Regions from separate parts of the Homo sapiens genome. Here region 1 is linked to region 2. A link is an interaction called in ENCODE POLR2A ChIA-PET data of the cell type or tissue named here. Cell type or tissue: IMR-90. All regions are shown on one strand. Each heading gives the region's core, and the rest is flanking DNA. Links, peaks and the distances in the headings are about the cores only. Region 1 holds the start of ZNF45-AS1 (ZNF45 antisense RNA 1). Region 2 overlaps ZNF227 (zinc finger protein 227).

What was found. Peaks named below come from ENCODE experiments on the same cell type or tissue, not always from the same donor. Only the 100,000 strongest peaks of a DNase experiment are listed, where the experiment ranks them.
Region 1: POLR2A ChIA-PET joins it to region 2 with 5 read pairs; 2 of 35 experiments call an interaction of 5 or more read pairs at or near these places.

The regions. Positions count from the first base shown.
Region 1 is chr19:43,890,296-43,905,756 of GRCh38, forward strand. It overlaps ZNF45-AS1 (ZNF45 antisense RNA 1), which reads left to right and starts at 11,571. Exons shown (of 3, transcript NR_184050.1): 1 at 11,571-11,849. It overlaps LOC100505715 (a long non-coding RNA gene), which reads right to left and starts at 11,508. Exons shown (of 3, transcript NR_038334.1): 1 at 10,742-11,508; 2 at 10,573-10,659; 3 at 1,509-2,845. RefSeq lists an enhancer at 11,442-11,511. In IMR-90, for the core only: no CTCF peak of the experiment used is centred there; a DNase peak (open chromatin) is centred at 11,536; H3K4me3 peaks cover 1,287 bases; H3K27ac peaks cover 338 bases.
Region 2 is chr19:44,213,123-44,228,583 of GRCh38, forward strand. It overlaps ZNF227 (zinc finger protein 227), which reads left to right. Exons shown (of 6, transcript NM_182490.3): 2 at 1-122; 3 at 4,669-4,730; 4 at 15,324-15,450. The coding sequence starts at 4,671. LOC124904726 (a long non-coding RNA gene) reads right to left here. Exons shown (of 3, transcript XR_007067266.1): 3 at 14,010-15,461. Among named protein-coding and RNA genes, the nearest start is that of ZNF227, 8.3 kb to the left of the region's middle. In IMR-90, for the core only: no CTCF peak of the experiment used is centred there; no DNase peak of the experiment used is centred there.

The DNA of each region.
Region 1 (15,461 bases), core at 10,436-12,935, 320 kb before region 2:
CAAAGCAATTACAACAGTAACACCAAGGACCCTGATCACAGATCACCATAAAAATAATGGAAAAGTTTTAAATATTGCTAGAATTACAAAATGTGACAAAGAGACACAGAATGAGCACATGCTGTTGAAAAACAGAGACAATATACTTGCTGAATGCAGGGTTACCACAAATCTCAATTTGTAAAAATTGCAATATTTGCAAAGTGCAATAAAGCAACATGCAATAAAATGAGATGTGCCTGTGTAAAAGGCATACTTCTAAATAGTTACTGGTCAAATAATAAATCAATGGAAGCTAGAAAATATTTTGAGTTAAATGATAGTGAAAGTAAGATATATCAAAGCTTGTGAGACGCAGGTAAACCAATGCTTATGAAGATATAAGCTTTAAATATATGTTTTGTCAAAACAGAAAGGTTGAAAATCAGTGATATACATCAAGAAGCTTGAAAAGGAAAAGCAAATTAAACCTATAGAAAGTATAACATACCAAAAGTAACCAATAACACAAAAAACCCCAGATATACAATAAAGAAAAATCAATAAAGCCAAAGCTATTTCATTGAAGAGATTAATAAGAATAATAAACTTCTAGTTACACTGATCAAGAAAAAATTGCCAATATCAGGAATATAAAAGAAGATAACACTACCTATTTTACTACATACATTAAAATCAGAATTGTATGAACAACTTTATAACTTTCTAATAAACTTGAAAATGTAGATGAAATTTTAAAATTCCTTGAAAACACAATTTGAACTGATATAAGAAATTGAAAATCTAAATATTGTTTTATTTATTAAAGAAATTAAATCTGTATTAAGGATCTTCTCACAAAAATAATGTCAGGCCAAGAGGATTCAGTAGCAAATTCTCCCAAACATTTAAGAAATTAAAAATGCCAATCAAACTCAACTTGTTCTAGAAAATAGAAAAAAACAAACTATGTCATAAGGCCAGAATAACTGTGATATCAAAACCAGATGAGGATATTACATAAAAGGAAAATTACAATATATCTGTTTCATGAACACAGACGCAAGCATATTAAACCAAATATTAGCAAAGAGAAACCAGTAACATATTGACCAAGAGAGCTTTATTTTAGAAATTCAAAGGCCATTTAATTTAATTTTTTACCATAACCTCAAACAAGTATAAGTTTAATTTTTAAAAAATCAATGTAATCTTTCAATGTTAACTAATAAAGGAGAAAACCATTCAATTATTTCATTAGAAATAATCCATTTAACAATATACAACATTAATCATGATAAAAATTCTCAGCAAACCAGGACTAGAGGGGAACTTCTTTCATCTGATAAAGGGGACCTAAAGAATAAAAACTACAACTACCATTGTACATAAAGGGATCATTATACATAATATGGACCACTGTCTTTCTGATTTCAGGAACAAGGTAAGGTTGTCTACTCTTACATGTCTTTTCAATTTTGTAGTAGAAGACCTATCCAATATTATAAGGAAAAAATAAAAGGTGTAAATGGAAGGAAGTAAAATGATCTTTATTTGCAGATAGTGTAGATTACATGATTATGTACATAAAAATATTTTTTAATTCCACAAGCTTTAAATTAAATAATTTATTGCTGAATAAAGGGTAAAAGTATAAAACAATTATATTAAAGCAAAGCTACTGAAAAATAAAATTTTTAAAACCTTAACAGTTTGTAAAAACATAAAAAATGTAAAACAGGAATAAATTTAACAGATGTGCAAGACCTTTAGACAGGAAACAACAAAACCTTAAGGAAAGAAATTAAAGATGAATTCAATAAATGGAAATGTATTCCATGTTCATGAACTGTAAGACTCAATTTTGAGATAATTCTCTCTAAATTTATCTACTGATTCAATGTACTGCCAACAAAATGTCAGCAGGGCGTTTTGTTTGTTTTGAGAAAATTAATTAACTCATTCTAAAATTATAGAGCAATGCAAAGAACCTGGAATAGACAAAGTGATTTTGAAGAACAAAGTTGTTCTTCAACTTATATTACCAGATTATCAAGATATAATATAAAGCTACAGGAATTAAAATGGAGGTGCTGGCACAAAGATTGACAAAGAGGACCAACGGAAAAGTAGAAAGACTCCTGCACATATATGGGCCCATGCTTTACAGTAAAAGTCTGACTGCAGCTTAAGAGAAGGCCAGTGTTTTTAACAAACGGTGCCAGTGCACTTGGATATCTGTATGAAAAAAATGATTTTGAACTTCATCCCACTACATACACAGATATAAATTCAAGATGGATCATAGGTCTAAGTGTGAAAACAAACAATAAAGATTCTGGAGGAAGAAACAGAAAAATAACTTTGTGGTCTTGGGATAGATAAAATTTTCCTTTTTTTTTGTTTTAACTTTTAATTTCCACTTATTTTAGACTTAGAGAAAAGTTGCAAGAGTAGTACAGAGGGTTCTCATATACCCTTCATTCTAGCGTTTATCTTACATAACCAAAGGATAATTATCAAAACCAGGAAATTAACATTGGTACAATACGAAAAATTTGCACATCTTATTCAAATATGTTTTCCCATTAATGTCCTTTTTCTTTTCCAGGATCCCACACATTAATCTACGTTGCATTTAGCTGTTATTTCTCTTTAGTCTCTTCCGATCTCCTTAGACTTTCTTACTGCATTAATTTTCAGTTGCTACCATAACCAATTACCACGAATTTAGCTTAAAACAACATAAATATATAAAATCTCACAGTTTCCATGGACCTGGAGTTTAGCTGGGTGCTGTCCTCAGGCTGGTCTCACAGGCTGCAAACGAGGGGTTACCTGGGCTGTGTTCTCCTCTGGAGTTCAACTGGGGGAGAATTCATTTCCAGGTTCATTCAGATTGTAGGGAGAATTCATTTCCCTGTGGCCATACGACTGAGGGCCTCACCTTTTTGCTGACTGTTGGCTGGAGGTTGCCCTCAGGTTCTGCAGGCCACCTGCAGTTCCTTTGCAAGATGGGCTTCTCCAACATTGCCACTTACTTCATCAAGCCCACAAAAGAAGTCCAATCTGCTATGAGTCTTATATGGTATAACATAATCACAGTAGAGACATCTCGTCACTTTTTTTTTTCATATGATAGGTTTATTTTTATTATTTTAAGGAACCTTCATACTGTTTTACATAATGGCTATACCAATTGATATTGCCATCAACAGTGTACAAGTGTTCCCTTTCCTCTACATCCTCACCAACACTTATCTATTTTCTTTTCTTTTCTTTTTTTTTTTTGAGACGGAGTCTTGCTCTGTCACCCAGGCTGGAGTGCAGTGGCGCGATCTCAGCTCACTGCAAGCTCCGCCTCCCGGGTTCACGCCATTCTCCTGCCTCAGCCTCCCGAGTAGCTGGGACTACAGGCGCCTGCCACCGTGCCCGGCTAATTATTTTTGTATTTTTAGTAGAGACGGGGTTTCACCGTGGTCTCAATCTCCTGACCTCGTGATCCGCCCGCCTCGGCCTCCCAAAGTGCTGGGATTACAGGGGTGAGCCACCGCGCCCAGCCCACTTACCTACTTTCTTTTTATAATAGTCATCCTAACAGGTATTGTGGTAACATCTCATTGTGGTTTCATTTGCATTTGTCTGATGTGCTTTTCAGGTACCACTTAACCATTTGCGTGTCATCTTTGGAAAAAAGTCTATTCAAGTCCTTGCCCATTTTTAAATTGGATTATTGGTTTCTTTTTCTTCAAAATTAATTAATTCATTTTTATTTTACTTTAAGTTCTGGGATACAGGTGCAGATGTGTAGGTTTTTTACATAGGTATATATGTGTCATGGTGGTTTGCTGTACCTATCAATCTGACATTTAGGTTTTAAGCCCCACATGCATTAGGTAATTTGTCCAGTGCTCTCCCTCCCCTTGCCCCCCAACTCCCCGACAGGCTCCAGTGTGTGTTGTTCCTTTCCCTGTGCCATGTGTTCTCATTGTTCAACCCCCACTTATGAGTGAGAACATGTGGTGCTTGGTTTTCAGTTTCTGCATTAGTTTGCTGAGAATGATGGCTTCCAGCTTCATCCATGTCCTTGCAGAGGACATGATTTCATTCTTTTTTATGGTTGCATAGTATTCCATGGTGTATATGTGCCATATTTTCTTTATCCAGTCTATCACTGATGGGCATTTGGGTTGGTTCCAAGTCTGCAATTGTAAATAGTGCTGCAATAAACATACGTGTACATGTGTCTTTATAGTAGAATGATTTAGAATCCTTTGGGTATATACCCAGTAATGGGAGATTCCTCAAGGAGCTAGAACCAGAAATACCATTTGACCCATGACTTTTGCCATATAAATTAACCTAATGAGAGGAGTGACATTTCCTGACCTTTGCCATTTTCCACTGATTAGAAGCAAGTCACCACCTCTGCTCATACTCCAGGGGAGGGGACTAAACAAGGCTGTGGACTCCAGGAGGTGGGAATCATGGGGCCACCTAACATCTGCCTGTCATACCTATCTTCATGTCCTTTCAATTTGGAAGAGTACCAATAATTTATTCTGTCAAATTTCCCCCCGCTGGGTTTGTATGATGTGTTTTTATAACTGAAATGAGGCATGTATTCTTGGCAGTGGCACAGTAATGATGCTGTGTCTTTCACATTGCATCATCATGTCCAAGGGTGCATGATATCAATGTTTTATTACTGGTGACATTAACCTTCATCACTTGGTTAAAGTGTTTTCTCCTGTGTTTTCCTTCTGTACATTACTACCTTCCCATTTGTAGTTAATAAACATCTTGGGAGGGTAATACTTTAACACTATGCAAATCCTCTTTCTCCTCAAACTTTCACCCACTAACTTTAGCATCTCTTATCTTGGTGTCCAATGTGAGGATACACTGCAGCTCCCCTATGTACATAAGTTCTGCTAATAAACACTTTGAATTGGTCACCCTGGTATTGCTGTTTCTTTCTTTGGAATCCCAACAGCCCCATCCTGGGATGGTTTGGGGCAGTCCCTTTAGGGAACTCCCCTGCCACTGCTTTTGGGGTGACTCCAGCTGAGTGTTCAGCAGGACAAAATAAGGTTGTTTCTGGTATTTGACTACTATGAATAAAACTTCTATGAACACCCTTTACAAGTCTTTGTGTGGACATATATTCTTGTTTTTCTTGGGTATATACCTAAGGGAGGATGTGGTTTACCTAGTTTATCAGACTGCAATGTATATAAGGTCCAGTTGCTCCTCAAACTTGCCAATACTTCGTGTTGTCAGACATTTTAACTTTAGCTATTCTGGTGCATGTGTAGTGGTATCTCATTGTGATTTTTATTTACATTTTCCTGATAATGATGGGAACACCTTTTCATATGATATTATCTATTTTGATATACTATTGGGTCATTCAACTCTTTTCCCCATTTTTTAATTTGATTTGTCATTTTCCTATTGATTTCTAGGAATTTATAAATGTATTTTGAACACAAGTCTTTTGTGTGTGTATACAGACATAAAAAGGAGGGTGGAGGAGGAGAGGGAGGGAGGGAGGAAGGGAAGGGAGGGAGGGAGAGGGAGAGGGAGAGGGAAGGGAGAGGGAGAGGGAGAGGGAGAGGGAGAGACAGAGAGAGAGAGAGAGGAAAGAGTTGCCTGTGTCTTCTTATTCACTTTCTTAATCATGTCTTATTATAAATAGATGTTCTTAATTTTAATGAAGGCCCATCTACTTAGGTATGTCCACAATAAATGGGCTGGGTTATGAAATTTATAAGAGGGCTTAAGAAATTTGGCTCAGGATCACAGCTAGCTTCTGTGTGTTGTGCAACACATTCTGATCTTCCAGTGTTTCAGGCCATAACCTACACAACTTCACTAGTGCCTGGGAATGTTCAAGGCCTTGGCTTGGGTTCAAACCTGCAGGGAAAACATGCAGCTGAACAGGTCACAGAGAGATCAAGGCGCTCTGTGAAACATAGAGAGCGAGGGAAACTTGGGGAACCTACAAACCTATCATCATGAGAATGAATAAAAAATTGTGGTGTGGTCATATAAAGGAAGATTATATAACAATTGAAAAAAAGCCCTGTTGATTTCCAAAACAACATGGGTGAATTCCAGAAGTACCAGTTTGGATGAAAAAAGAGAGATACAAGAGATTCCATTTATATGAAGTTCAAGAACACGCAAATCTTATCTTGAGTGACAGGAGTCAGAATAGCACTTACTCCTTATGGGAGAACAGTGGATTCTAACTAGGACAGGACACAGAAAAATCCTCTAAAGCAGGGCACAGAAATCTTCTGTGTCTTCATCTGGCTGGTGAGTACACTGATCCTTTCAAATACAAAAATTCATTGGATTATATATATAGCTAAGATGTGGGCACCTTATTGTATATGATACATGCTTCAATAAAAAGTGATGACAGAACTTTATTTGATGATAATGAGTAAAAATATTACATTACAAACTGTTATTCTGTTATGGTGGGTAAAATAACACATATGAATATATGCATATGCCTTGAGGGATGGAGATATACATATATATATTGTGTGTGTGTGTGTGAGACAGGGACTCACTCTGTCACTCAGCCTGGAATGTGGTGGTGCAAACACGGATCACTGCAGCCTCGACCTCCTGGGTTCAAGCTATGCTCCCGTCTCAGGTGGTGGCATGGACCTGTAGCTGGGACTACAGGTGCATACTACCAGACCCGGCTAATTTATTTTTAGTAAAGATGAGCTCTCATTATGTTGCCCAGGCTGGTCGCACACTCCTGGGCTCAAGTGATCCTTCTGCCTCGGCCTCCCAAAGTGCTGAGATTACAGGCATGAGCCACCGTACCCAACCAAAAAGATCTGGAGTAAAATGTTTACAGTTGTTGTTTCCTCACTTTGGGTTTTTCTGTATTTTCTGAACTACTATATGAGAATGTATTACTTTTATAGTAAAAAATGATAATAGAGCTAATCAATCTAATATTAGAGAATGTAATAAAATAAGTTATGAATACAGTGATATTTGGAGTACGGTGAGGAGGCCTTGTTTTCTCCCAAGTCCTAAAGTCTTTGAGTTGTCTCAAATTAGAATATCAAGGCTCTGAGTTTTGAATACTGATATACAACAGTTTTCCTTTTACTGGTTTTCCCTAAGTCACTTGGATAAATCCTCTTGTCACTACACTCTCCACCTATGAGGACTGGACTCCCTGCTCCAGTTCAGGAATTGCACCTACCTTAGAAATAAGCCATTTTGGTTAAAAAATCAATTGTTTCCAACATGCAGGAAATATCTGCATATGAAAAAAGAAATGGGACTTTGGCATGCTGAGGCTTTTGAAAAATTCCAGTACAATCCTGTGGCAGAGAGGTTCCATACAAGAAAGGCCAAATGAAAGCCACCCGAGGGACCAAGAAAATGATGCTTCAAGGAAAACAGAATGGAATGATCAATGAATCTCAAAGAAATCCTTCATAAATTCAAACACTCCAGGGCCTCTCTAGAGGGTCACATTAAGGGATAAAAAAGCTCTAGAAATCATATTTTGAATTTAAAGAGTTGATCATAAAGAGTCTGCTCCTGTAGCTTTTCAGTATCACAATCATTTACAAGTCCGTCTGAAATAGTGCAGTGATCAGTGCTCCACACAGTAGAGGATGCTGCCACGTTCTCAGATGTTACTATCTCTGAAATTATAAAGACTGAAGTTCCCATGTGGCCCAGAGGAATAGAAAGAAGTGAGCTGATCACTCTATGAAAGGAGAACAGCATGTAGAAGCAGGCATTCTCACCATTCTGAGCTCAGCAACAGCTGATTAATTAAATATGTAACAGGGCATCCATATAATGAAATATTAAGCAACCATTTAATGCTAAGTTTAGGAAGCTGTTTAAGGGAATAAAAACATTCAAGTTACATTGTCAGTGAAGAAAATTAGGTTACAACTTTTAAAAAAGCAATTAAAAAGGGGGCAAAGAATTTGAATAGACATTTCTCCAAAGATGTACAAACGGCCAATAAACAAAGGAAAAAATGCTCAACACCATGAGTCATCAGAGAAATTCAAATCAAAACCACAATACCCACTTCACACTCATGAGGATGACAATAATAAAAAGAAAGGTAATAACAGGTGTTGCTAAGAATGTGGAGAAACTGGAACCCTCTTACGCTGGGGGGAATGTAAAGGGATACTTTCGATAATAATCTGGCAGTTCCTCAAAAGAGTTACCATATGACCCAGCCATTCCACTTCTAAGTATATATCTAAGAGAAATAGAAACATATGTCTATACAAAAACTTGTACACAAATGTTCACAGCAGCATTATTCATAATAGCTAAAAGTAGAAACAACTTAAATGTCCATTAACTGATGAATAAACAACAAAAATGTGGCATATTCATACAATGGAATATTATTCAGCAATAAAAAGAAACAAAGTACTGATATATGCTACAACCCAGATGGATTTTGAAAACGCTAGGCTAAGTGAAAGAAGCCAGTCACAAAACTTCACTTATTATATAACTCTATTCATATGAAATGTCCAGAAGAGGTGAATTCAGAGACAGAAAGTAGATAAATGGTTGTCTATGGCTGGGGAAAATGCAGAGTGAGTGCTAGTGGGTATGGAATTTCTTTTTGAGGTTATGGAAATTTTCTCATGTTGACAGTGGTGATGGTTGCACAACTCTGTGAATATATTAAATACATTAAACTGTATACTTTAAATGACTGAATTTTGTGGCATGTGAATTATATGTTAATAAAGCTGTTTAAGAATTGGGTTACGGGCCGGGCACAGTGGCTCATGCCTGTAATCCCAGCACTTTGGGAGGCTGAGGCGGGTGGATCCATGAGGTCATGAGATCGAGACCAGCCTGACCAACATGGTGAAACCTCGTCTCTACTAAAAATAGAAAAATTAGCTGGGCGTGGTGGCATGGGCCTGTAATCCCAGCTACTCGGGAGGCTGAGGCAGGAGAATTGCTCGAACCTGGGAAGCGGAGGTTGCAGTGAGCCGAGATCGCGCCACTGCACACCAGCCTGGTGACGGAGCGAGACTCCGTCTAAAAAAAAAAAAAAAAAAAAAAAGAATTGAGTTACAAATGTATACAATTATGCAAATGTAAATATGATTACATTTATAAAATATATGTATTTATCAATATATAGAGAAAAACGGACAGACATCAATAAATTGAAAAAAGTATGGAAAACATAAACCCATATATTAACTTACTTAATATTTGTTTTATAGTCCTGGGTTTCTGCCTATTCCTAAAAGTATATTTCATAAAATTAAAACTTTTTTTAAAAAGGCAACTATCTTACTTATTCCTATTTTGATTTATTCTTCCTTACTGGGATACCAAGTCATTTGAGGATAGCAACTATATCTTTTTGTCTTGAGACACAGTTAGATAGATTTTTGAATTTTTAACAGAGCAATCTTTTCTCTGAACAAGTGGGAAAAAATCCTCCCTGCCTTACCTTTTAAATATCTTTTGATCTGGAGGAGAAAACTTAGTATACTCTAGAACAAAGGTCCTCTAAATATAGTCCCTGGGAACTTGTTACCAATGCAGATTCTCTGCTCTACCTCAGACCTACCGAATTAGAAACTCTGGGGCTGGGGCCCAGCAAACTGTTTGAACAAGCCCTGCAGGTGATTCTGATGCATCCTACATTTGAGAACCAGCGCTGCTCTAAAAACTGCTGCTGTGTTTTATTGAAAGCTTTTACTTTATTTTCATCAGTTCCCATTACCTGAACCCACCCTATGATTCGTTTGCCTGTAGAAATGTATGTCAATGTAAATCGGAGACTCTGATATTTCGTATGCATTACTGGTAGTCTCAAAGCTGCTTCCTATTATACATTCCTGATAGATGGGTTTATTTTACTTCTGAATCTATCCTCCTAATCACAGTGTCCTACAAGCAGCTGTTAAGACATCGTGTTCCATTTAATGTCACTTTGCATTTAACATCATTAGAATAAAAACTCTAAGGTATAAGATCCATTTTCTTTCACTGAGTTCTCACAGTTCGATCATATCCTGACAATGCTGCTATAGCCAGAAAGATGCCTCTTCCCTGTGAACTCCCAAGACAGGTCATCTGAATTTCTCTAGTGGCCTTTCACATCAACTATCTTTCTTATCCCTATTCCGATTTCATTTTCCTTACTGGATACCAAGTCATTTGAGGATAGCAACTATATCTTTTTGTCATTGTATCCTAACAAGTACAAGCACATGGTAAATATCTGATATTTGACTCAAATTTTGAAACTAGGGTTTATCCTCAGGGAATGGCTATAAAAGGAAGCAAAGATCTCTGCAAAATGGTGTTCATTATAGACTAGTTTTTAGTCAACAATTAGAAACATAATAGCTCGCAGTAGGCAAAAGGTTAAATAAATTATGAAGAGAAGGGCTTAAGGGCCTTGAAAGGAGGCTGTAATGGCATATTCACAGATACGTCACTGTTAGGCAGGACATTTCCAAAGAGAAGAAAGGGTCTCATGTCTTTAAAATTAAAGAGCATCTTACAAGTAATGAGGAAATATAAACTCACCTGGACTTTAGCTTTCAGATGTGTAGCAAAAATTCTTTCCTCTTTCAGGATCTTTTTTTTTTTTTTTTTTTTAACAGAAGGGTAGCACTGGAAAAGAGAAGGCAATCATGAGACAGCTGGGGTTTCTTGGATAGCACAGTAACTTAGAAAATACCCTCAATGATCATACCTGCTCACCTACTTCACCGAGCACAACCAGATGGGAGTAGGAGAGAAACTGGAACAGTGTTGACCTTCCCAATACAAGAGAGGCCAAGATCAGTGATGCCTAGGGTGGAATCTGTCTCTAATTCACAGCAGGTTCCTGGGGCTGGAGCTTTAGAAATGCTATGGTTACAAACATAGAGCTGGCTCCTCGGCGCTTCCAAGGGGGAAATATCCAGGAGGGATGCCTATTCCTGAGAACTCTTTATCGAGTCTTCTCAGAGCCTGCCTTGAGGCCGCAACCAATTTCAAAAATCTCGTCTCAAGATCAAGTCTGTGTTTTCTTGCTGGGATCCTTCACGCCTCCATGAATCTGGCTTCTCTCTTTTACCTGCTGCACATCCCAAGTGTCTGTGAGGCGATAGGGCTGAGGAATCTGCAGAGCCTAGAGCCTGGAGTCACAGTGACAATTCACACAGGTACACAACACTGTTCATTTGTCTAACGCACACACACGTACACAACCCTGTTCATTCATCTCACACACACACACACACACACACACACACACAGTCTCTCACAGGCACACAGAAACTCCTCCTCTGCTGCTCAAGCAGACAGGCCTGAAATTCTACTGAAACTCCAGGGATGACACGCCCCGTTCACGCCCTGGGTCTTCTGGTCTTCAGCGCCTCTCATCCTCACCGCCGGTTCCATTCCAACCAGGGACTGTGGAAGCCTCCGCTGATTTCTGTGGAGACGATCTACTCACCACGTAGGGGCTACAGCAGCTCGGACACCGGAAAAAGATCTAGAGCTCGAGGGTGACCCTAGCGCGGTGACTTCTGGGAAATGTAGTCCACCCGGAATAACCATGTCCACGGCGCCCGCCATTCTGTAGCCTATGCTCGGAGGGCACATGAGCAAGAGCTTGACCATCTGTACCGTTGGTTGACTTGCTCTATTAAGGGCTATGATTTCAGGTCGTCCTGCGTGTTTAGAGGAGGCGAGTGGAATCTTGAGTCTCGGCTGGAGAAGGCAGAGCACGGGCATGCAGACCTCAAAGCCTCAAACCTGCGTGTGAGAGGAGAAGTTGGCGAGCTCCAGCGTATGGTCCACGGTTGGTATTCTAGGTGCGAGCTGAGGACAGGGGCTTTTGTTTTTCGCGCTCCCAGGTAGCGCCAGCACCTATAGTAGCTCCAGGAGCACAGAAGGCGTTAAGTGTGCATTGGTTTTAGAGAAAGAATGCCTGTGCGTTTTGTGTTTTCACTCTGTGACATTGTGAAATTCATTGTGTGAGAACATGGATGGGGTTGTATTCCGGATTATGGTTTGTTTCTAAGTGTGTTACTTTGGACATGAAATGGTTTGTTTCAGATTTTGAGATTATGTAAATTTTTTAAGCCCTCTCCCTTCACTCCTACTCCCACTCTGAAATTTCTCATGCCCAATTGCCATTCTCTCACTTAAAATACGAGTCTGGCTGATTTGTCCAAGGTAAATACTACTATGGCCTACTTATCCATTAGGCTGAATGGGCAAAGTACCGAGAGCCCACAGAAATGTTTTCTTTCAAAATAAGAAAATGAATTTTAAGGTCAAAGAAACTTAATATCGTAGTCTACTGGCGAGTGTATAAATTGATATAATCACTTGGGAAAACTATTTGGCAAGATCTATTGAATTTGAATATATGCATTTGCTATAACCTAGCAGTTCCATTCTTACCTTTAACCCAAATGTAAGTGTATACATATTCACCAAAATACATGAATGGGGATGTTTGTGGCATTGCCATTTTTATTGGAATTGCACTCAATATATGGGTACTTTTCAGGAAAATTGGTATTTTAAACATTGTGAAAAGGCTGGGCGTGGTGGCTCATGCCTGTAATCCCAGCACTTTGGGGGGCTGAGGTGGGTGGATCACTTGAGGTCAGGAGGTCGAGACCAGCCTGGCCAACATGGCAAAACCCCGTCTCTAGTAAAAATACAAAAATTAGCCAGGTGTGGGGGCCCGTGCCTGTAGTCCCAGCTACTTGGGAGGCCGAGGCAGGAGAATCGCTTGAATCCAGGAGGTGGAGGTTGCAGTGAGCCGAGATCGTGCCACTGCACTCCAGCCTGGGAGAAAGTGTGAGATTCTGTCTCCCCCTACAAAAAAAGAAAAAGAAAATTGAGAAGGGACCTCCAGGAAGATGGAATAGATGTACTTTTTTCTATTTGTCCAGCTAAGTACAATAAAAACCCTGGGCATTAGTTATAAAAAAAGAGAAAAAGAACACTGAGTGGTAGAGAAAAGGTAGACTGGTGCTGAGTTCCCTTGATTTTCTTTGTGCCTCCTTTGTGCCAGACTTAAAGCCAAAGAAGCTAGCAGTCCCAATACACCAATGGGCACAGACAAAAAAGTCCCAGCAAAAGCCTGCTGTCTTTAGCCAAAAGACAAGGAAGAGGGCAGCCTAGCAAGAAGGAAAACTTTTAGACAATTACTGCCATGCTCTAGTCAAAACACCACAGGAAAAACCTTCAGCACTATCCCCAGCATGCCAGCAAAGACCCATGCTTCCACTCTTGCCTGGAGAGTTAGGACTTTCCTCCCCACCCCTCAACCCAGTGCTAACAGTAGAAGCCACATGGAGTGCAGTAATAAGGCACTCCTTTCCCTCCAAATTAGAAAGGTATCAGTGGAGGTCTAGTGGGAAACCGGAACTCCCACCCCTGCCACTAGTAATGAGGAGCCCCCCTGTGGGTATCAATGGAGGCTGAGTGGGAAATCTGGATTTCTGTCACCACCTAATAATAATGAGGCAGGATCCACTTCCCCTACCACAGTGATGTCAGAGGAGAACAGGTGATATAAACTGAATTGTGTACTCCACTCCCTGAGTTCATATGTTGAAGTCCTAACTCTCAGTACCTCAACATGTGGACTGTATTTGGAGATAAGGTCTTTAAAGAGGTAATTAAGGTTAAATGAGGTCTTTGGTGTGGGCCCTAATCCAGTATGACTGGTATCCTTATAAGAAGAGGAGATCAGGACACAGATACACAAAGGGTGTGTGAAGGTAGCACGTTTACCAGAAGAACATGGCCATCTACAAGCCAAAGAGAGAGACCTCACAAGAAACAATACTGCTGACACCTTGATATCAGACTTCTACCCTTCAGAACTGTAAGGAAATTAATTGGTGTTGTTTAAGCTGCCCAGTCGGTGGTACTTTGTTAGGTATGATCCAGAGCCTCAGATCAGAAAACCAAAAATGTTCAGTTCTAACAGAAAATCACTTACCACACCAAGAACTGGGAAGATCTCAAACTGAATGAAAAAGACTCAATAGATGCCTACACTAGGATGATAGAAATATTTGAACTATTTGACAAGAATTTTAAAGCATCCACCTTAAAAATGCTTCAGACAATAATTATGAACATGCTTGAAATAAATTAAAATATAGAATGTCTCAGCAAAGAAATCAAAGATATAATGGAACACCAAGGAATTTTGACTCCTGAGAAATTTAGTAACCAATTAAAAACTCATTGGATGTACTCAGCAGCAGAAAGGAAAGAACAGAGGAAAGAATCAGGAAACTGGAAGACAGAACAGTAGAAATGACCCAGAATGAACAACAGACTGGATAAAAGACCAAAAACACAAAAATGTGTAAAACTCTACAGAAATTGACATAACAATTATAGTTAAACATAGTAATACTCTGCTGACAATTGATAGATGAAAAATCAATAAGGACAGAGAAAACTTGAACAATATTATCAACCAATTAAATTTAATTGACATTAACATTCTGCCAAACAGCAGCAAATTGCCCAATTTTTCCAAGTACATATGTCAAGATAGGCCATAACCTGGACCATGCAACAAATCTCAAAAGCTTTATAAGGATTCAAGTTATATAAAATACATTCTCTATTCCACAATGGAATTAAATTAGGAATCAATAACAAAAAGATAGCAGGAACTAAATAACTTTTTTTTTTTTTTTTTGAGACAGTCTTGCTCTGTCACCCAGGCTGGAGTGTAGTGGCACAGTCTTAGCTCACTGCAACCTCCACCTCCTGAGTTCAAGCGATTTTCCTGCCTCAGCTTCCCAAGTAGCTGGGACTACAGGTGTAAGCTGTACACCAGGCTAATTTTTGTATTTTTAGTAGAGACAGGGTTTCGCCATGTTAGCTAGGCTAGTCTCCAACTCCCTAGTGACCTGCCCTTCTGGGCCTCCCAGAGTGCTGGGATTACAGGTGTGAGTCACCACACCCGGCCAGCATTTCAGAGTCTATAGGTCAAATAAAATAAAATAAAAAATAAAAACAACATATCAAAACATATAGGATGTAGATAAAATAAGACTTCAAGGAAAATTTATAGCATTAAATGCCTATATTAAAAGAGAAGAGTGTCTCAGTGACTGATATGGTTTGGGTTTCAGATGCTCTTCTTTTTCTCTTGTTTCTTAAGATAAACACTGTATTCGTCCATCAGTGACTGATATGGTTTGGATCTGTGTCCCCACTAAATCTCATGTCAAATTGTAATCCCCAGTGTTGACGGTAGGGCCTGGTGGGAGGTGAATAGATCGTGGGTGTGGAGTTCTCATGAATGGTTTAGCACTATCCGCCTTTGGTACTGTATAGTGAGTGAATTCTCAGGAGATCTGGTTGTTCGAAAGTACATGGCACCTCCTCCCTTGCTCTCTTCCTCCTGCTCCAGCCATGTGATTTGTGCCATAAGT
Region 2 (15,461 bases), core at 4,864-7,363:
TTTACCGCCGTTTATCCGGGATAGAGACTCCATCGTGCTGACAGCATCCTTTTATTCACCGCCTCCGAATTTGCAAAGAGGAGGAAGGAGGGACTTCTTGGCTTCTCCCAGCATAGCCCCAGGTACCTGCTCTTGAACGCACTTTGTTGTTCCATTTTCTGTCCTTTCAGTTAATCAAGTTTCCGTCACTCAGTAAGTTACTACTGAAAAATGATGAAATATTTGTTGAATAAATGTGAGAGTGGGTAGGAAAACTACTTGGAAATGAGTATTACCAATAACATCTTACCACTTTGATTTTAAGGCATTCGTCTGTGGACCATAGCTATTGATGAAGTAGGTCTTGTTATTTTGTTATGAGGAAATTAGGCAGAGTTTATGTTATTAAATACTTTCCCGAAGTTATTCAACTGATAGTAAGAGGTGGATTTGGGATTGAACCCAAGCATTCCTTTTCAGACTGTGTGATCTTTTTTGTTTGTTTTTGTTTCTTTGGTTTTTGTTGTTGTTTATTTTCTATTCCTTTTTCTGAGTCTGTGGTCTTAATCTCAATGATACAGTCGTCTTCAGTTATCTTAAATAGTAATCCATATGGCTACCGGTGAGTCGTTGGAAATCAGCCTTGGGAATGTAGGTATGGATTTTACTGTGGAAGACCTCAAAAACTGCACTGATGAATTTTGAATTTTTTAGAAAAATCCTGCAACATCTCACTTACTTAATTTCATTCCATGTCAAAATATGTCATATTCTAGTTATAGAAGTAATGAATGCTCATTATAGAGATGCACTATCCAATCCAGTAGCTATAAGCCATGTGTGCCCTAGGAGCACTTGAAATGTGTCTAGTCCAAATTGAGATGTGCTGTAAGTGTTAAATACACACTGGATTTCAAAAACTTTGTACAAAAAATGTAAGATGGCTCATTGATAATTTTTTGTATTATATGTCAAAATGGTAATATTTTGGATACATTGGCTTAAATTATGTTGTTGAAATTAACTTCACCTATTTTTGTTTTTGTTTTTTTGCCTTTTTTATATGTTACTGCTAGAAAATTTAAAATTATTTATGTGTCTCAGTATATTTCTATTGGACAGTGATGTTATATTCAGAAAACTTAAATTACTTATAATAAAACTGCTAACACTTTAATGTGTTTCCCTTTAGTATATGCTATGGATGTTTCTCAAAATAGGTTTGGTATTCTGTGTAGTAGTTTTTTTCTTATTATGAAAATTTTCTTTTTTCTTTTTTTTTCTTTTTTTTTGTGAGATGGAGATTCACTCTTGTTGCCCAGGCTGGAGTGCAGTGGCGTGATCTCAGCTCACTGCAACCTCCACCTCCCAGGTTCAAGTGATTCTCCTGCATCAAGCTCCCGAGTAACTGGGTTACAGGTGTGCGCCATCACTCCCAGCTAATTTTTGTATTTTTAGTAGAGACGGGGTTTCACCGTGTTACCCAGGCTAATCTTGAACTCTTGACCTCAGGTAATCCGCCCACCTCGGCCTCCCAAAGTGCTGGGATTACCGGCGTGAGCCACTGCGCCCAGCCGAAAAATTTCAAGCATATTCAACTGTCAAAAGAGTGGTGCAGTGAATTCCACGTAACCAACACTCAGGTTCAACATTTGCTGCAGACCATCTCCTCCTCCTTCCACCCCACTTTTTTTTTTTTTTTTAAATTAGAGTGTCTTAAAGCAGGAGTCCCAACTTCTGGGCAGCGGACCTGGTACTAGTCTGTGGCCTGTTAGGAACCTGACAGCACAGAAGGAGGTGATTGGAGGGGTACCGCCTGAGCTCTGCCTCCTGCCAGATCAGCAGGGGCATTAGATTCTCATAGGAGGGACTGCACATGTGAAGGATCTAGGTTGTGCGCTCCTTATGAGAATGTAACTAATGCCTCATGATTTGAGGTGGAACCTATCATCCCCAAACCATCTCCCCCGCCCCCATCCGTGGAAAAATTATCTTCCGTGAAACTGGTCCCTGGTGCCAAAAAGGCTGCAGATGGTTGTCTTAAAGCATACGCCAGACATCAGGTCAGTTTTTTTTTTTTTTTTGAAACGGAGTCTCGCCTGTCGCCCAGACCGGAGTGCAGTGGCGCCATCTCGGTTCACTGCAGCCTCTGCCTCCCGGGTTCAAGCGATTCTCCTGCCTCAGCCTCCCGAGTAGCTGAGGTCAGTTTTTTTTTTATTTTCTACCATGACCTCTGAAACTGAAGCTGTAATTTGCCATTTGCTCAGTACAGTATATCTTTTTTTTGTTCTTTTTCTTTCAAACTTTTTTGTCATTATGTTTTCGTAGTGTCTTTTAGAATATATATGTATAATTTTTTTTTTTTTAGTGCAGTCTGGGATAATTTGCTTTTACTATCTGTGTGTATATTTTGTTCTCCTTTCTTGTCTTTTTTTGTTCAGTTTATTCCCTTTTATTTGTGCTCAACTGGTCTGGAGTTTATATGGTTTTGTGTCATTCTTCTAACTTTAAAAATATTCTCTTTCTTAGCAAATACTAAACTTAATCAGCATGTGTTCTTATTCTGAAGAATATTGAGACTAAAAAAAATCTGAAAGAAGATGGGGCCAGGTGCGGTGGCTCATGCCTGTAATCCCAGCACTTGGGGAGGCCTAGGCGGGTGGATCACCTGAAGTCAGGAGTTTGAGACCAGCCTGGCCAGCATGATGAAACCCCGTCTGTACTAAAAACACAAAAATTAGCCAGACGTGGTGGTGCGTACCTGTAATCCCAGCTACTCAGGAGGCTGAGGTGGGAGAATCGCTTGAACCTGGGAGGCAGAGGTTGCAGTGAGCTGAGATTGTGCCATTGCACTCCAGCCTGGGTGACAAGAGCGAAACTCTCTCTCTAAAAAAAAAAAAAAAAAAAAAGATGTACCTTTAAAAAAAAAAAAAAAAAAGCTATGTTTTTATAGGTCTACTTTTTATTATAACCACCCTCAAAATTTGTCATTATAGTTCTTTGGCTTTTTTTAAACAAAGATTATTATATTACCAATATAGTCACAAATGTTTTCTTACCATTGCTTTTTGCAGTCCATCTTTTAGGGTTCACATGGTTATAAATTCTCTTCATTTTTTTTTTCAGCTAAAATATTGTTTCTTTCTCATGTAAATAATCATCTAGTTGAACATAGAATTCAGGTTGACAGTTTCTTTATTTTGGAGGTAATATTCATTTGTTTTAAATCTCCATTCTGTTACCCTATTTCTGTCAATCTAATTGTTATTTCTTTTAGGTCAACTATATTTTCTTTCTAGGAGCTTTAAGGTTGTTGTTTCCAGTTCTTTATGTTCGTTTAGTCTTTTGCATTTCTGAGTTTTATTGTGATTTGTTTAGGGTATGTTTATTTTTATTTATACTGTTTAGAATTTCTATATGCGAACTTGTATCTTTTACCAATTGTGTGAAATTCTCAGCAATTGCATCTTGAAATTAAAACCTCTCAGTCATTCCCTCCATCCTGCCTTCTCTTCTCCCATTCCTGTTAGACAAATACGGAAGCCTCTCAATTTATCTTTCATGTTTCTTGATTTTTCGTTTGTGCTTTATCTTTCTCTTTGCTGTGTGTTTTTCTCTGTGCACATAAAATAAAAGAGATGTACCAATGATCGTTTCCAGGCTTCATGAAGTAAATTGACCCAGAATGATACGTTTTAGAAAACTGATAACAGTGTCAGTAAAATATTACTAGCTGGGCAACAAATTACTAAAAAGAAACCTTAAGTCAGATTTCGGCTTTTCAGAAATTAAAGGTGACTTTCATAGGAGAGCAATATTTGCAAGGCAAGTGTGTGATGCAAAGTATCATCTGCTTGTTTTTTTTTTTTTTTTTTTTTTGAGACAGAGTCTCACTGTGTCATCCAGGTTGGAGTTCATTGGCGTGATCTTGGCTCACTATAACCTCCACCTTCCAGGTTCTAGCAATTCTCATGCCTCAGCCTCCCAAGTAGCTGGGATTACAGACCCGCACCACCACGCCTGGCTGATTTTTTTTATTTTTGGTAGAGATGAGGTTTTGCCGTGTTGGCCAGGCTGGTCTCAAACTTCTGACCTTATGTGATCCTCCCTCCTTGGCCTCCTAAAGTGCTGGGATTACAAGCATGAGCCACTGTGCCAGGCCTGGCTAAACAGCAAGAAGCCATGAAGAAGCTTTTTTGTAACTATAAGAGAAAGGGACTCCTGGTTCTTAGAACTCTCCATCTACTTATTTAATCCTTGGAAAAACCCTATGAGGGAGGTACGATTTATGATTCTTACCATATCCTCATTGTACACATAACAGAAGTGAGGCACAGAGAGGGTTTTTAATATCCCCAAGGTTACACAGCTGGTAAGTATCATTTCTAGGAATTAAACCCAGATACTTGACTTGAGAGCCCTCATATGTTGTTACATTGCCTCTCGTTTCCTGCTGTCTCTGCCATCAGAAATCCTTGTAGCAAGGATGCTGCACTTGTGCAGACTGTTCACTGCCCAATGGCACTGAACTATCATGCCATTTAGTAGCTGGAATACAGTCCATGTTCTGCTTACCAAGCTGTATGTGGCTATACCTGTCTGAATGTAGGGCTATTTCTCTAATTTCCTCATATGTACACATGGGCTAACAGCAGGCTTGTGTCTCATGGCGTCTTTGGTCTCCCCCAGTTATGCCATCTCAGAACTATGACCTTCCCCAGAAGAAGCAGGAGAAAATGACCAAGTTTCAGGTACGTAAAGGATTCCTTGCTGTCTTTTAAAATGTGATTTATTTCTCAAAGATAACAGATTTATTTTTTCTCTTTCTTGGAAAGGTTAGTGGGAAACAGATATTCAGGACATGTGGTATGCTGACATGTATGTGTTTTTTTGTTTTAGTTTATCACCTTTACTATTTTACAAAACAGTGTTTGAAAAAATAATAGAAGCTTTAATCAGAAATAATCTATGCTACTACCCTGCTTATGAACTAGCTTTTTTCATTTTCCCATGTTCCTTTTTCATACACATTTTGCAATACTTGAGTAGATGAAATTTTCAATTGTGCATTCTCCACTTAATTGCATCACCTGCATTGTAAGTGAGTACATCATATGCCATTGAATTGCAGTGCCCTTAAAAGACAACAAAAACTATTTCTTATTTAGCCTTTCAGAAATTCAGAAATTTTAAGAATTTTACTACTTTAAAGTAAATCCAGTGACTTTTTTCCCTACATATAAAAACAATTCCTTCAAAAGAAATTCTGGTGGAATTCAATATTATTTGTCCTTAAAGTTTTAGGAACTCTGCATTGAAGAGGTTTATGTCTCAGTTTCATGTCAGTTCCCTCAGGTGTTTTGTAAACAGAACATCTAAAGAATGACATGGTGTAATTTTATTAGATGCTTTCAGAGAAGAAGAGCTATATATTTTTCCCGTTTATGTTTTTATCACTCATTTATTTCTTGTATGAATTTATTTCATCAAAGTAACTACATGTACGTAAGGTCTAGTAGTACTTAGATGTCTTGCTAGCCCTTTCCATCTGTCATTGCATTTTTCAGATGTGAGGATGGAGATGATTTATTTGCATTTTAAATATGAAGAAACAGGTTATGGGAACATTTTATAACTGCCCCAAATTTCCCAGGTAGCTGACTCATTGGACACTGAAGCTTCCAACTATTAGGAATATCTGGCATTCTATTTTCATGTAAAGGCAGACAGAACAAAAGAGTTTTCCATTCACAGAGATGAGCACATATGATAGAAGTACCTGATGTTACCTTTTTATTCTTTTGAGACAGAGTTTAATTCTTGTCACCCAGGCCGGAGTGCAATGGCATGTTCTTAGCTCACTGCAACCTCTGCCTCCCAGGTTCAAGCGATTCTCCTGCCTCAGCCTCCCAAGTAGCTGGGATTACAGGCATGTACCAGCACGCCTGGCTAATTTTGTATTTTTATTAGAGACGGGGTTTCACCACGTTGGCCAGGCTGGTCTTCAACTCCTGACCTCAGATGATCCACCCACTTCGGCCTCCCAAAGTGCTGGGATTATAGGCGTGAACCAGTGCACCTGGCCCTGATATTACCTTTTGGAGGATAGACCCCAACAATGCCCCTCATCCAGTTTCCATCTCAATTACTGTCTCTTCTCTAGTTTTGTCTCTTAGTCATTCCATGAACGTAGATGCTCAAGCACAGTTTTTATGTAAGTGTTTTAAATTTCCCTACAGCAAAAGCTATCAGGTATGATGGTAAGAGACAGCAGCAAACCGGTGGCATATACTTAAACATTAGGTAAAGGTCTAATAGCTTAAATTCCTGTTAAGATTAGTAATATAGAGAAAATTCCAACTGGAATATGAGCAAAAGAAATGAATAGGAGTGTCATAAAGAAAAGAAATTTATGAAAAAAACTTCACTAATAATTTAAATGTGTGAAAATGTTAATAAAATAGCTTTCTATTTATATATTGGTTTTACTTATATTGTCAATGACTTTTTTAGAAAAAGGAACTGAGTCCTATTTAGCCGGGGTCTAGAGATTCAGGAATGCTTGTACTGTTGCATGAAGAGTGAACTGGGAAAATCTTTGGAGAGGAAAATCTGCCATTACGCTTTCAAAACTTTTTTTTTTGGATGTTGATTTTCTTTTATTTATTTATTTATTTATTTATTTATTATTATTATACTTTAAGTTTTAGGGTACATGTGCACAATGTGCAGGTTTGTTACATATGTATACATGTGCCATGTTGGTGTGCTGCACCCATTAACTCGTCATTTAGCATTAGGTATATCTCCTAATGCTATCCCTCCCCACTCCCCCCACCCCACAACAGTCCCTGGAGTGTGATGTTCCCCTTCCTGTGTCCATGTGTTCTCATTGTTCAATTCCCACCTATGAGTGAGAACATGCAGCGTTTGGTTTTTTGTCCTTGCGATAGTTTGCTGAGAATGATGGTTTCCAGTTTCATCCATGTCCCTACAAAGGACATGAACTCATCCTTTTTTATGGCTGCATAGTATTCCATGGTGTATATGTGCCACATTTTCTTAATCCATCTATCGTTGTTGGACATTTGGGTTGGTTCCAAGTCTTTGCTATTGTGAATAGTGCCAGAATTAACATATGTGTGCATGTGTCTTTATAGCAGCATGATTTATAATCCTTTGGGTATATACCCAGTAATGGGATGGCTGGGTCAAATGGTATTTCTAGTTCTAGATCCCTGAGGAATTGCCACACTGACTTCCACAATGGTTGAACTAGTTTACAGTCCCACCAACAGTGTAAAAGTGTTGCTATTTCTCCACATCCTCTCCAGCACCTGTTGTTTCCTTTTTTTTTTTAACTTTAAAAAAATGTTAATAGAAAAAAAATGCCCAGATAAAGATACCGATCACAGTATCCACATCTATACAATGATTGATCCAGCTGTGGCCCTCCCCTCTCACCCAGCCCCATGTGGCTTCCTTTGAAACTGCAGACTGGAGATGACAGTGGTGAATTCTAGTCCTACTCACTGGATATCAGCATTTCTTTTTTTTAAAATTTTATTATTATTAAACTAAGTTTTAGGGTACATGTGCACAATGTGCAGGTTAGTTACATATGTATACATGTGCCATGCTGGTGTGCTGCACCCATTAACTCGTCATTTAGCATTAGGTATATCTGCTAATGCTATCCCTCCCGCCTCCCCCAACCCCACAACAGTCCCCAGAGTGTGATGTTCCCCTTCCTGTGTCCATGTGTTCTCATTGTTCAGTTCCCACCTATGAGTGAGAACATGTGGTGTTTGGTTTTTCGTCCTTGCGATAGTACTGAGAATGATGATTTCCAATTTCATCCATGTCCCTACAAAGGACATGAACTCATCCTTTTTTATGGCTGCATAGTATTCCATGGTGTATATGTGCCACATTTTCTTAATCCAGTCTATCATTGTTGGACATTTGGGTTGGTTCCAAGTCTTTGCTATTGTGAATAGTGCTGCAATAAACATACGTGTGCATGTGTCTTTATAGCAGCATGATTTATAATCCGTTGGGTATACACCCAGTAGCCATAAAAAATGATGAGTTCATGTCCTTTGTAGGGACATGAACATACATGTGCATGTGTCTTCATAGCAGCATGATTTATAGTCCTTTGGGTATATACCCAGTAATGGGATGGCTGGGTCAAATGGTATTTCTAGTTCTAGATCCCTGAGGAATCGCCACACTGACTTCCACAATGGTTGAACTAGTTTACAGTCGCACCAGCAGTGTAAAAGTGTTCCTGTTTCTCCACATCCTCTCCAGCACCTGTTGTTTCCTGACTTTTTAATGGTTGCCATTCTAACTGGTGTGAGATGGTATCTCATTGTGGTTTTGATTTGCATTTCCCTGATGGCCAGTGATGGTGAGCATTTTTTCATGTGGTTTTTGGCTGCATAAATGTTTTCTTTTGAGAAGTGTCTGTTCATGTCCTTCGCCCACTTTTTGATGGGGTTGTTTGCTTTTTTCTTGTAAATTTGTTTGAGTTCATTGTAGATTCTGGATATTAGCCCTTTGTCAGATGAGTAGGTTGCAAAAATTTTCTCCCATTTTGTAGGTTGCCTGTCCACTCTGATGGTAGTTTCTTTTGCTGTGCAGAAGCTCTTTAGTTTAATTAGATCCCATTTGTCAATTTTGGCTTTTGTTGCCATTGCTTTTAGTGTTTTAGACATGAAGTCCTTGCCCATGCCTATGTCCTGAATGGTAATGCCTAGGTTTTCTTCTAGGGTTTTTATGGTTTTAGGTCTAATGTTTAAGTCTTTAATCCATCTTGAATTAATTTTTGTATAAAGTGTAAGGAAGGGATCCAGTTTCAGCTTTCTACATATGGCTAACCAGTTTTCCCAGCATCATTTATTAAATAGGGAATCCTTTCCCCATTGCTTGTTTTTCTCAGGTTTGTCAAAGATCAGATAGTTGTAGATCTGTGGCGTTATTTCTGAGGGCTCTGTTCTGTTCCATTGATCTATATCTCTGTTTTGGTACCAGTACCATGCTGTTTTGGTTACTGTAGCCTTGTAGTATAGTTTGAAGTCAGGTAGCATGATGCCTCCAGCTTTGTTCTTTTGGCCTAGGATTGACTTGGCGATGTGGGCTCTTTTTTGGTTCCATATGAACTTTACAGTAGTTTTTTCCTATTCTGTGAAGAAAGTCATTGGTAGCTTGATGGGGATGGCATTGAATCTATAAATTACCTTGGGCAGTATGGACATTTTCACGATATTGATTCTTCCTACCCATGAGCATGGAATGTTCTTCCATTTGTTTGTATCCTCTTTTATTTCATCGAGCAGTGGTTTGTAGTTCTCCTTGAAGAGGTCCTTCACATCCCTTGTAAGTTGGATTCCTAGGTATTTTATTCTCTTTGAAGCAATTGTGAATGGGAGTTCACTCATGATTTGGCTCTCTGTTTGTCTGTTATTGGTGTATAAGAATGCTTGTGATTTTTGTACATTGACTTTGTATCCTGAGACTTTGCTGAAGTTGCTTATCAGCTTAAGGAGATTTTGGGCTGAGACAATGGGGTTTTCTAGATATACAATCATGTCATCTGCAAACAGGGACAATTTGACTTCCTCTTTTCCTAATTGAATACCCTTTATTTCCTTCTCCTGCCTGATTGCCCTGGCCAGAACTTCCAACACTATGTTGAATAGGAGTGGTGAGAGAGGGCACCCCTGTCTTGTGCCAGTTTTCAAAGGGAATGCTTCCAGTTTTTGCCCATTCAGTATGATATTGGCTGTGGGTTTGTCATAGATAGCTCTTATTATTTTGAGATATGTCCCATCAATACCTAATTTATTGAGAGTTTTTAGCATGAAGGGTTGTTGAATTTTGTCAAAGGCCTTTTCTGCATCTATTGAGATAATCATGTGGTTTTTGTCTTTGGGTTTCTTTATATGCTGTATTACATTTATTGATTTGCGTATGTTGAACCAGCCTTGCATCCCAGGGATGAAGCCCACTTGATCATGGTGGATAAGCTTTTTGATGTGCTGCTGGATTTGGTTTGCCAGTATTTTATTGAGGATTTTTACATCAATGTTCATCAAGGATATTGGTCTAAAATTCTCTTTTTTGGTTGTGTCTCTGCCTGGCTTTGGTATCAGGATGATGCTAGCCTCATAAAATGAGTTAGGGAGGATTCCCTCTTTTTCTATTGATTGGAATAGTTTCAGAAGGAATGGTACCAGCTCCTCCTTGTACCTCTGGTAGAATTCTGCTGTGAATCCATCTGGTCCTGGACTCTTTTTGGTTGGTAAGCTATTGATTATTGCCACAATTTCAGAGCCTGTTATTGGTCTATTCAGAGATTCAACTTCTTCCTGGTTTAGTCTTGGGAGGGTGTATGTGTTGAGGAATTTATCCATTTCTTCTAGATTTTCTAATTTATTTGCGTAGAGGTGTTTGTAGTATTCTCTGATGGTAGTTTGTATTTCTGTGGGATCAGTGGTGATATCCCATTTATCATTTTTTATTGGGTCTATTTGATTCTTCTCTCTTTTTTTCTTTATTAGTCTTGCTAGCGGTCTATCAATTTTGTTGATCTTTTCAAAAAACCAGCTCCTGGATTCATTAATTTTTTGAAGGGTTTTTTGTGTCTCTATTTCCTTCAGTTCTGCTCTGATTTTAGTTATTTCTTGCCTTCTGCTAGCTTTTGAATGTGTTAGCTCTTGCTTTTCTAGTTCTTTTAATTGTGATGTTAGGGTGTCAGTTTTGGATCTTTCCTGCTTTCTCTTGTGGGCATTTAGTGCTATAAATTTCCCTCTACACACTGCTTTGAATGCGTCCCAGAGATTCTGGTATGTTGTTCTTTGAAACCAATGAGAACAAAGACACATCTTTATTTCTGCCTTCATTTTGTTATATACCCAGTAGTCATTCAGGAGCAGGTTGTTCAGTTTCCATGTAGTTGAGCAGTTTTGAGTGAGTTTCTTAATCCTGAGTTCTAGTTTGATTACACTGTGGTCTGAGAGACAGACAGTTTGTTATAATTTCTGTTCTTTTACATTTGCTGAGGAGAGCTTTACTTCCAACTATGTGGTCAATTTTGGAATAGTTGTGGTGTGGTGCTGAAAAAAATGTATATTCTGTTGATTTGGGGTGGAGAGTTCTGTAGATGTCTATTAGGTCCACTTGGTGCAGAGCTGAGTTCAATTCCTGGGTATCCTTGTTAACTTTCTGTCTCGTTGATCTGTCTGATGCTGACAGTGGGGTGTTAAAGTCCCCCATTATTATTGTGTGGGTGTCTAAGTCTCTTTGTAGGTCACTCAGGACTTGCTTTATCAATCTGGGTGCTCCTGTATTAGGTGCATATATATTTAGGATAGTTAGCTCTTGTTGAATTGATCCCTTTACCATTATGTAATGGCCTTCTTTGTCTCTTTTGATCTTTGTTGGTTTAAAGTCTGTTTTATCAGAGACAAGGATTGCAACCCCTGCCTTTTTTTTGTTTTCCATTTGCTTGGTAGATCTTCCTCCATCCTTTTATTTTGAGCCTATGTGTGTCTCTGCACGTGAGATGGGTTTCCTGAATACAGCACACTGATGGGTCTTGACTCTTTATCCAATTTGCCAGTCTATGTCTTTTAATTGGTGCATTTAGCCCATTTACATTTAAAGTTAATATTGTTATGTGTGAATTTTGTCCTGTCATTTTGATGTTAGCTGGTTATTTTGCTCGTTAGTTGATGCAGTTTCTTCCTAGCCTTGATGGTCTTTACATTTTGGCATGATTTTGCAGTGGCTGGTACTGGTTGTTCCTTTCCATGTTTAGTGCTTCCTTCAGGAGGTCTTTTAGGGCAGGCCTGGTGGTGACAAAATCTCTCAGCATTTGCTTGTCTGTAAAGTATTTTATTTCTCCTTCACTTATGAAGCTTAGTTTGGCTGGATATGAAATTCTGGGTTGAAAATTCTTTTCTTTAAGAATGTTGAATATTGGCCCCCACTCTCTTCTGGCTTGTAGAGTTTCTGCCGAGAGATCCGCTGTTAGTCTGATGGGCTTCCCTTTGTGGGTAACCTGACCTTTCTCTCTGGCTGCCCTTAACATTTTTTCCTTCATTTCAACTTTGGTGAATCTGACAATTATGTGTCTTGGAGTTGCTCTTCTCGAGGAGTATCTTTGTGGCGTTCTCTGTATTTCCTGAATCTGAATGTTGGCCTGCCTTGCTAGATTGGGGAAGTTCTCTTGGATAATATCCTGCAGAGTGTTTCCAACTTGGTTCCATTCTCCCCGTCACTTTCAGGTACACCAATCAGACGTAGATCTGGTCTTTTCACATAGTCCCATATTTCTTGGAGGCTTTGTTCGTTTCTTTTTATTCTTTTTTCTCTGAACTTCCGTTCTCGCTTCATTTCATTCATTTCATCTTCCATCACTGATACCCTTTCTTCCAGTTGATCGCATCGGCTCCTGAGGCTTCTGCATTCTTCATGTAGTTCTCGAGCCTTGGCTTTCAGCTCCATCAGCTCCTTTAAGCACTTCTCTGTATTGGTTATTCTAGTTATACATTTGTCTAAATTTTTTTCAAAGTTTTTAACTTCTTTGCCATTTGTTTGAATTTCCTCCTGAAGCTCGGAGTAGTTTGATCGTCTGAAGCCTTCTCTCAACTCGTCAAAGTCATTCTCCATCCAGCTTTGTTCCATTGCTGGTGAGGAGCTGCATTCCTTTGGAGGAGGAGAGGCGCTCTGCTTTTTAGAGTTTCCAGTTTTTCTGCTCTGTTTTTTCCCCATCTTTATGGTTTTATCTAGTTTTGGTCTTTGATGCTGGTGATGTACAGATGGGTTTTTGGTGTGGATGTCCTTTCTGTTTGTTAGTGTTCCTTCTAACAGACAGGACCCTCAGCTGCAGGTCTGTTGGAGTTTGCTAGAGGTCCACTCCAGACCCTTTTTGCCTGGGTATCAGCAGCGGTGGCTGCAGAACAGCGGTGGCTGTAGAACAGCAGATATTGGTGATCTGCAAATGCTGCTGCCTGATTGTTCCTCTGGAAGTTTTGTCTCAGAGGAGTACTCAGCTGTGTGAGGTGTCAGTCTGCCCCTACTGGGGGGGTGTCTCCCAGTTAGGCTGCTTGGAGGTCAAGGACCCACTTCAGGAGGCAGTCTGCCGGATCTCAGATCTCCAGCTGCATGCTGGGAGAACCACTACTCTGTTCAAAGCTGTCAGACAGGGACATTTAAGTCTGCAGAGGTTATTGCTGTCTTTTTGTTTGTGCCCTGCCCCTAGAGGTGGAGCCTACAGAGGCAGGCAGGCCTCCTTGAGCTGTGGTGGGCTCCACCCAGTTCGAGCTTCCAGGCTGCTTTGTTTACCTAATCAAGCCTGGGCAATGGCAGGCGCCCTCCCCCAGCCTCGCTGCCTCCTTGCAGTTTGATCTCAGACTGCTGTGCTAGCAATCAGCGAGACTCTGTGGGCGTAGGACCCTCCGAGCCATGTGCAGGATATAATCTCCTGGTGTGCCGTTTTTTAAGTCCATTGGAAAAGCGCAGTATTAGGGTGGGAGTGACCTGATTTTCCAGGTGCCGTCTGTCACCCCTTTCTTTGACTAGGAAAGGGAACTCCTTGACCCCTTGTGCTTCCCAAGTGAGGCAATGCCTCACCCTGCTTTGGCTCACACCCAGTGTGCTGCACCCACTGCCCTGCGCCCACTGTCTGGCACTCCCTAGTGAGATGAACCCAGTACCTCAGATGGAAATGCAGAAATCACCCGTCTTCTGCATTGCTCATGCTGGGAGCTGTAGACCGGAGCTGTTCCTATTCAGCCATCTTGGCTCCACCCCTCAAAACTTTTAAAGTAAATATTCTATGACTTTGCAGTTGCTACTTCTTGGCCATGAGCTCTGTAAAAGGATCTTTGTAGTATTGGTTATAAGTAAAAATCTGTAATTAATTGTACATTATTTGGATTGGTTAGAGATAAATCTTCAGTTCCAAGGAATCCTGTTGTATGTAGTCACAAAATAGGACAAAAGAGATGATAAAGATATGCGTTGTTCGAGTTTATTGAGCATGTATGGTGTGCTAGGCACTTCTAAGTGCTTGACATATATTCATTCATCTGATCCTTTCAAACACTTTATGATCTATTTATTTTAATTCTAAAAATTTATTTATTTTAAGACAGTGTCTCACCCCTGTCACCCAGGCTGGAGTGCAGTGGCGCCATCTTGGCTCACTGCAACCTCCGCTTCCCAGGTTCAAGTGATTCTCCTGCCTCAGCCTCCTGAGTAGCTGGGATTACAGACGCACATCACCACGCCTGGCTAATTTTTTTGTATTTTTAGTAGAGACGGGGTTTCAGCATCTTAGCCAGGCTGGTCTCAAACTCCTGGCCTCAAGTGATTTGCCCGCCTCGGCCTCCCAAAGTGCTGGCATTACAGGTGTGAGCCACTGTGCCTAGCCTGAAAATTTATTTTTAAAAATTGAGACAGGGTCTCACTCTGTTGCCCAGGCTGAAGTGCAGTGGCACAATCATGGCTCACTGCACCGTCAAACTCCTGGGCTGAAGTGATCCTTCTGTGTCAGGCTCATACACCTTATAATTTAGATACAATGATAAAGAAGAGGAAATTCAGTTAGTGAGAGATTAAGGAATTTGCCCAAGGTCCTATAACTAGTAAAAGGCAAAACCTTGAAATTTGAACCTGGCCAGACTCCAGAGCCAGTGCTTTAAATTAAGCAGCTGTGCATCCTGTAGTAGGTGGATGTGACATGTGCCTTGAAAGCACAGGAAGAGCTATATACCTGTCCAGGGGGTTGCTGAAGGCCTGTGAACTTTGCAAACGTTAAAAACAATGATAGGGCCAGGCTCAGTGGCTCACACCTATAATCACAGCACTTTGGGAGGCCAAGGCGGGCAGATCATTGGAGGTCAGGAGTTTGAGACCAGCCTGGCCAACATGGTGAAACCCCGTCTCTACTAAATAAATACAAAAATTAGCCGGGCATGGTAGTAGACGCCTGTAATCCCACCTACTTGGGAGGCTAAGGCAGGAGAATCTCTTGAACCCGGGAGGCGGAGGTTGCAGTGAGCAGAGATTGCGCCACTGCTCCAGCACGGGTGACAGAGTGAGACTCCATCTCAAAAAAGAAAAAAACAAAAAACAGTGATAAACTACAGGCTTTATGGGGATGAGCGTAGGAGATAGTGAGACAGGGAAAACTGTAACAGCTGAAAATTGACTGAGATCTCTTGGAATCTATAACAACTTTTTTGTGGTGCTCTTTTCCTTCTTGATGCCACCCTTCTTCTAGTGAAGGTTGGTTGTAAGATTGAGGTTACATGTGTTTGATATTGTAGGAGGCTGTGACATTCAAGGATGTGGCTGTGGTCTTCTCCAGGGAGGAACTGCGACTGCTCGATCTTACCCAGAGGAAGCTGTACCGAGATGTCATGGTGGAGAACTTCAAGAACCTGGTTGCAGTGGGTGAGGACAGG